Regions from separate parts of the Homo sapiens genome. Here regions 2 and 3 are each linked to region 1. Evidence: read pairs that join two places in POLR2A ChIA-PET (ENCODE). Cell type or tissue: A673. All regions are shown on one strand. Region 1 overlaps DIAPH3 (diaphanous related formin 3). Region 2 overlaps LOC107984625 (a long non-coding RNA gene). Region 3 overlaps DIAPH3 (diaphanous related formin 3).

Region 1 (2,500 bases):
AATAAAATTATAAAATATTAAAACTTAATGAGCACAGTCTCAATTAGGAAATTGAAAATCTGCTCATTAAACTTGCAGATGATACTTAGTTGGGCAGGGGTTAAATGCTTTAGAAGAAATAGAATTTAAAATGACCTTGATAGATTAGAGAAACGGTTCATCAAAAACAGGATGAAGTTCAATTAAGAGAAGAACAAAATGGTATACTCAAGAACCAAAAACATACCACACTGATTAAAAAAAGAGAATGAGTGGCTAGGCACATGGATGGAAAAAAAGCCACAGATGAAACAATCTGTTACTTGTTGGCAAAAGGGGCTATTTTTTATCTTTACCTATCAGTGGCTTACAATTTTGTTTTGCACACTGAAATCACAAAGAGAGTTTCAAAAAAATACAGTGCCCAGACCCCATCTTAGACCAATTAAATCAGAATGTGTGGAGCTAAGGCTCCATATTGGAGCCATTAGAAAAACTCTCTAGGTATTTCTAATGTGGCCAAGGTTCAGAATACATATGAATATAGAGGATAATATACAGGATATGACATAGAATTAATCATATCCTGTACAGCCATATAATGAGCCTTATAAAAATAATAGCTATTATTATGATCAGACACTGAAATATATGGCTCACAAAGACTAATAAAAAATATGATATTAATCAATGATGATTCCAAATACTCAAAACAGATAAAGGTGATCCAGATCTTGTGGTTCTCAAAGTGTGGTTCTTGTATGAGTAGCACTTGGGAATTGAGAAATGCAAATTCTCATGCCTACCATAAACCTACTGAATTAGTAACTCTGGGTTGAGCCCAGAAACCTGTATTTTGACAAGACCACAGGTAATTCTGGTGCATGCTGAAATTTGAGAACCAAGGCTATAAGCTAAGAAGCCAACTTTCTTTTCTTATAGCATCTGTTTTCTCTTATAATTACATAATTATTATGTGTCTCCTTTTGTAAGCCATTTCAAATTCTTCCTAGAAATAAGTAGGGTATATAAACATAAACTTTAAAAAAGTTATAATCTACTAATACCTTCACTATTGAAATACCTTTTCTTAAATAGATACATGTGGTAAATTTAGTAAAAAGGAAGGAAGGAAGGAAGGAAGGAAGGAAGGAAAGAAGGAAGGAAGGAAGGAAGGAAAGAAGGAAGGAAGGAAGGAGGGAAGGAAGGCAGGCAGGCAGGCAGGTAGTCAGGCAGGCAGGGAGGGAGGGAGGGAGGGAGGGAGGAAGGGAGAGAGGGAGGGAAATCTGCTAAAGTTGCTGTTAAAATAGCCTGGAAGAGAACTTAATTCATTGGATGGCATCATGTAGACTAAGGTTAGTCACAGTTAGTTTTACAGATCCATTAAGCTGCTACCTCATTACCCAAAAACCTTGGGGAAGGAGGTGTGAACCCATCTGAGGTTCCAGCTATTTCTTGCCACTGGGATTTAGGTCTGTCTCTGATTTTCATTCACCTATTTCCAACCCATTACTCCAGTACATCAGAGTTAATAGTATTTATTATCAGTAATGATAAAAACATACAAATAAAACCTACTCAATGGCAGCATTGAAAAATCATCACAAACAGTAATAATAATTTATCCTAATAGAGAAAAAAGAAAGAGGAAATAATAATATTGAAGTTTCTGATTTTTCCTTAAGGATGACATAGTTTGCTAAGAAATACTGAGAAGGTTCTCCCTCCTACTCCGTTTCTGGTTCCTTTGCCCCCTTAATTTTATCAGTTACAAATAAAGGATGAAAATATATGCAATTTCACAGCTAAAGAAAAATGCAAAACAATAAGACACCATTTTGTCGATAGTAAAAATTCTGAGACACATCCAGTGTTATTGAGAATTAGATGAACGGACATGTCCATAGGCTGCTGGTAGGAGTATAATTTAGTATAATCTCTTCACTCCACCCAGACCAGTGAGGCAATATGTATAAAAAGATTCAAAATTGTTCATATCTGTTGCATTATCCTGAAGAAACAGTGCTATATATAATGGTAAAAAAAAATTGAAAAACATAAAAGCCAAACCCTACCTAGGAAAGCTAGTTATTATGGGTCATCCTTTTTTTTTTTTTTTTTTTTTTTTTTGAGATGGAGTCTTGCTCTGTCACCCAGGCTGGAGTGCAATGGCGCAATCTCGGCTCACTGCAAGCTCCGCCTCCCAGGTTCACGCCATTCTCCTGCCTCAGCCTCCCGAGTAGCTGGGACTACAGGCGCCCGCCACCACGCCCGGCTAATTTTTTGTATTTTTAGTAGAGATGGGGTTTCACCGTGTTAGCTAGGTTGGTCTCGATCTCCTGACCTCGTGATCCGCCCACCTCGGCCTCCCAAAGTGCTGGGATTACAGGCGTGAGCCACCGCGCCCGGCCTATTATGGGTCATCTTTACTACACAGCCATGTCATGCAGCCACTGAAACACTGTTAAAAGAGTACATGCTACAAGGACAATATTCATAACACAAGTGGCAGTTTGACATG
Region 2 (2,500 bases), 210 kb before region 1:
GCTGGTTGTATATACAGTCATACATCACTTGACTAGGGGTGTAGGTTCTGAGAAATGAATCATTAGGTGATTTTGTCATTGTGTGAACATTACAGAGTGTACTTACACAAGCCTAAACGATATGGCCTACTATATACCTAGGCTATATGGCATAGCCTATTGTTCCTAGGCTACAAACCTGTACAGCATGTACTGTACTGAATACCGTAGGCAATTGTACACAATGGTATTTGCATATCTAAAGATATCTAAATATAAAAAACATACAATAAAATACAGTTATCTTATGGGACCATCACTATATATGTGGCCTGTCATTGACCAAAACGTCATTATGCAGTGTCTGACTATATTCACATTTTAGCCCATGTAGGGCTCATGTAGCAACACAGTTGTACCCCTGAGAGCCCCAAAGAGAGAAACTTCTACCTAACCCAATCTCATAGAGACAGCAAATTTTTTTTTCCTTCTAGAAAACAAATAGTTTCCATCATAAATGGACCATAATCCCTGGAAGTATTACCGTATCTTCATTCACACTATTTGATGAGCCAAAGGAAGGTATTGTGTAGGCTATCACCAGCTCCCACTGGGGGACTCAGCCAGCTGTAATATCTAAACACAACTACCGTTCACAGTGTCCTTCTGTCTATTCAAAAACATGTATCTGGCACCTACCATATGCTGGCTACTTTGCTATCAACCGTCAGTGTTTTATGTTTTACAAATATATCCAAGCACTAAAAATCATTTGGCCAGTGTAAAAATTTTAGACCTATGTTTTAATATGTATATGACTTGTCACTTAGTCAAATGAGTGCTCTGATGTGTAATTTGAACAGGGGAAGTATGCCTTTTAGAATCAGAGGACACTCAACCTTTGAAACCAGTTGTTTTTTTCTCTCTCTTCCTTGTCTGTCCTTCCCCCAAATCTATCTTCAGGTCACCTTCTCTCATCCCCTACACACAAGCACACACTTAATCATAAACAAATCTGTAGTGTAGCTACTCACATGGCTACTTCATCATTAAAATCTATTACTTCACAGCACCTTATGGTGATAATAGGATTTTCCCCCCTCACCCTTTGATTAATACTTGTTCAACATCTCTCACACATGCCTACCCAAGAAACTCTTTCCAGGGGAGGAAACAAAATTACACCCTCTTTAACAATGATCCAGCAGAGAAAATGAGATTGCCCAACACATTATAACTTCCATTCAGCAAAGCCACATGTTCCCTCTTGAGAAAGGATGTAAAATGAGCTGCCAGCTAAAAACTCCTAAAGAATGTCACAATTACAACTTTTCACTGGTGCTCCCAGTGACAGTACTTCTGACCTAAGACAACTGAGACACACAGATTTACTCCTAAGTCTGCTCATTAGCCTAATGAGGATGGAGTCAGGCAAAGAGTTAATTTGACTAATTTAATCAACATGCCCTTCAATGTATCTACTGGGAGAACACCAAAGTGATGGAGACAAACACAGAAACACACAGAGGAAAGGGGATTTACTGAGCTGTACTTGTGATTAGGCAGAGTCACAGTTTGAAAACATAATGGAATCAAAGCTGGAAAGAACCTTAATGATTGCTTAAGCCAATCACATCATTTTATAAGGTCTAGGGAGGTTAAAAAATCATTATAAATATAAGATGTATTGTAAAATGAGTAATAAATGAGAAAACATTTATAAATCGTAAACTGCTACTATGTATGCACATTAAATTGTTTCCCCAAAACAACATAGAATTTAAACAGTAGATACATTGTTATGTATTTTCATAAAACAAATATTATACATAAGTTTCTTCTCCTCCTCCCCCCAAACCTCTGATTCTTTAGCTATGTTAACACACTTCAGTAACTCACCTGATACAGATAAATTTAAAGTTATTATTTTAAAAAATTATTCAAACTTTTTCTGCACTTGTAGACTCTAGAAAAATAAAGCATTGATGGGTGTTATTTGAGGATGAATACAAATTTTAGTTTTACCAAAATTAAGGATTTTTAGTTAATACTTAGTGTGAATGATTTATGTTTTTGATAAATGGTTTTCGATTTCTTAGAAATTCCACCTTAAAAAGAGTAACATAAAATATCTATTTAATATTGGCAGTACTTCTGACAGCATGCCTTGATCTTACAATTAGAGATTACGGCACAATTACCCCTCAGATTCAGTAATTCTAAGAGAGTTGATTGAGGGTTTTTCTGGACAATGGTATGTCATTTGCATTGATTATTTCATTATATTAATTTTCTCATCACTTTTCCTTTTTTTTCATTTGAGCACTATTAAGGAAGTTTTTTTCAACTGGCTCAAGCCTAAGGGGATATAAAAGAAAATGAATGGGGTATTTCCTGTTAAAGACAAGCAAGCAAGCAAGGAAGGAAGGTAGGTAGGAAGCAAGGAAGGAAGGAAGGAAGGAAGGAAGGGAGGGAGGGAGGGAGGGCAGAAGGAAGGAAGGAAGAGAAAGAAAAAGGAAGA
Region 3 (2,500 bases), 340 kb after region 1:
GCCAACACTCATCACCTGGGGCATGGGTGCACCAGCCTGGTAAAAAGGAGCTGGGAGGGGGTACTAAAAGTACCTACTATACCATCTGAAAATAATTTACTTGATATTAAAATAAGACTTCTTTCAAATTGAAAGAATAAATATAGAAACAAATTGAACAGAATAAATTGAACAGAATAAATATAGAAACACATATAGCTGACCTTAAAAAAAAAGGCAATATAAACTATTGTGTATTAACTCCTCCTTCCATTCAAACACAGGTCAGTAAAACATGCTGCTTTACTGTGCTACCACACTACATAGGTACAAAATGACACTGCAGACACAGATTGTAAAACGGCTCTAAAATGGCTGTTTACCTCAATATATCAGTATGCTGATATATGTACGTATCTCATTAAATATCTATTATAGGTAAAATACTGAACAGGAAATACAAAGTAAACATAAATACATAAGGCTCAGTGAGTAATCTGAATGAGGTTAAAATTTCCATGGATATATGAAATAAATCTCTACCCTTTAAATGGAAAAATCTTATCAACTGGCTATTGGGCTGAATATATCACACTCAAAAACATCATTTGCCAAGTCACCTATTCAAAATTTTAATCTCTCTGAAGAGCATATTATTGTTTTTGATGTTAAAGTTCTATTAAAAAGTTCTATTAATATGTTAGTAATATACATTATGAATTATCTCATTCATAGTACTCCTTAATATACAGATGCTCAACTTACAATGGGGTTATGTCCCAAAAAAGCCATTAAAAATTGAAATGCAGAAATGCATTTAATACACCTAACCTACTGCATGTCACAGCTCAGCCTAGCCTCCCTTAAACATCCTCAGAACACTTACATTGGCCTACAGTTGGACAAAATAATCTAACACAAATGCTATTTTATAATAACATTTTGAATACACAGATGCACATTTTGTAGACATGGTGGGATGCGAAAACACAAAGCACAATATCCAAAAAATGCTGGGGACACAGTACAGTCAGTTGTTCAGCCTAATGATTGCATGGCTGACAGGGGAGCTGCAGCTCTCAGTTGCTGCCCCACGTCACAAGAGAGTGTCAAACTGCATATAGCTAGCCCAGGAAAAAGATCAAAATTCAAAGTACAGTCTCTACCGAATGCATGTTGCTTTCACCACTGTAAAGTCGAAAAATCGTTAAATCGAACCACTATATGTTGGGGACCACTCTCGGCTTGCCAGGGGAAACCGAGTTGCAACAGCAAAAAAAATAGTTTCCCTTTGGCCAATTACTTTCTAATTAAAATCTATATCTAAACAGAATCACTGTGCTGATCTGACTAGCACTAGGAACAGATTTCAGAAGTACAATACTTGGAAAGCTTTTTTTTTCATTCAATACGTGGGAACACAGCTATGTCATCCAAAAAGACTAGAATTAAAAAGACCAAATTAATGTGGTACCAGAAAGTAAGAGAAGGAAGGAAGGAAGGAAGGAAGGAAGGAAGGAAGGAAGGAAGGAAGGAAGGAAGGAAGGAAGGAAAGTCAAAAGGACATGAGCCAAACTGAAAGAGCTGTTAAGTGGCCAAAACTAGAACAATTTGAAAAATAAAATGATAGTATTAGATTATAACCTAAAAAGCAAAATAAATTGAGGAGATACTTTAAGACTGTGCAGATATCCTTTTTCTCCTTAATTATAGAGGGGAAATACTAACTTTACAAGGGAAGAAGCTGGCAGATGCCACCTTAACAAAGTTGTCCAGGCTAACACCACAAATAATAGGACATATTGATATTTCAAACCTCCAGCTATGATATAATGAGAAGGCTGATCACCTCTGTGGTATTTATCCCAAAATAGATCTCAATCTAATCACAAGGAAAAAAAAAGTCAGGCAAACCCAAATTGAGAGCACCCTACAAAATAACTAACCATAACTTTTCAAAAGTATCAAGCTCATAAAAGATAAGGAACTGTCATTGACTGGAAGAGACATGACAAATAAATGCAAGATGTGATCCTGGATTAGATCCTGGAAGAAAAAAAAGACATGGGTGGGAAAGCTGGCAAAATCTGAAGCAAGTCTGTAGTTTAGTTAGCAATATCGTCTCAGTATTCAATTCTTAGTTTTAATAATTGTACTAATGTTATATAAGATGTAAACATTAGAGGTAGTTTGGTGAAAGGTATACAAGAATTCTCTATACTATTTTTGCAATTCTTCTATAAGTCTAAAATTATTTCAAAATAAAGAGTTATTTTAAAAGACTAAATTGAAATATTTTAATAGAACTTTTTATAAATAACTTGGGGTAAAAAAAGAAAAACAGAACATCATTATTAAAAAAAAAAAGAAGTTTTTTTATATCCCCTAAATAAAAAGAAGAGGTTTGTAGAATATTCGGCTATAGTAAATACACACTGAATTGAGGGAGGAAAGGAGACTAAGGAAACCACAATCAAGACAAATCCAAGGGTCCTGAGAGGAAGGGTTAAGTAGGTCAGAC

What was found. ChIA-PET counts read pairs that join two places held together with the same protein. Peaks named below come from ENCODE experiments on the same cell type or tissue, not always from the same donor. Only the 100,000 strongest peaks of a DNase experiment are listed, where the experiment ranks them.
Region 2: POLR2A ChIA-PET joins it to region 1 with 14 read pairs; 2 of 35 experiments call an interaction of 5 or more read pairs at or near these places.
Region 3: POLR2A ChIA-PET joins it to region 1 with 21 read pairs; 2 of 35 experiments call an interaction of 5 or more read pairs at or near these places.

The regions. Positions count from the first base shown.
Region 1 is chr13:59,755,310-59,757,809 of GRCh38, forward strand. All of the region lies in intron 27 of DIAPH3 (diaphanous related formin 3), which reads right to left. Among named protein-coding and RNA genes, the nearest start is that of DIAPH3-AS1, 260 kb to the right of the region's middle. In A673, no CTCF peak of the experiment used is centred here; DNase peaks (open chromatin) are centred at 512, 832 and 1,262; H3K27ac peaks cover 1,858 bases.
Region 2 is chr13:59,541,255-59,543,754 of GRCh38, forward strand. All of the region lies in intron 1 of LOC107984625 (a long non-coding RNA gene), which reads right to left. Among named protein-coding and RNA genes, the nearest start is that of DIAPH3-AS1, 470 kb to the right of the region's middle. In A673, no CTCF peak of the experiment used is centred here; DNase peaks (open chromatin) are centred at 1,267, 1,837 and 2,347; H3K4me3 peaks cover 791 bases; H3K27ac peaks cover 2,397 bases.
Region 3 is chr13:60,098,443-60,100,942 of GRCh38, forward strand. The region is part of intron 3 of DIAPH3 (diaphanous related formin 3); the gene reads right to left. Among named protein-coding and RNA genes, the nearest start is that of DIAPH3-AS2, 45 kb to the right of the region's middle. In A673, no CTCF peak of the experiment used is centred here; DNase peaks (open chromatin) are centred at 1,399 and 1,779; H3K27ac peaks cover 2,500 bases.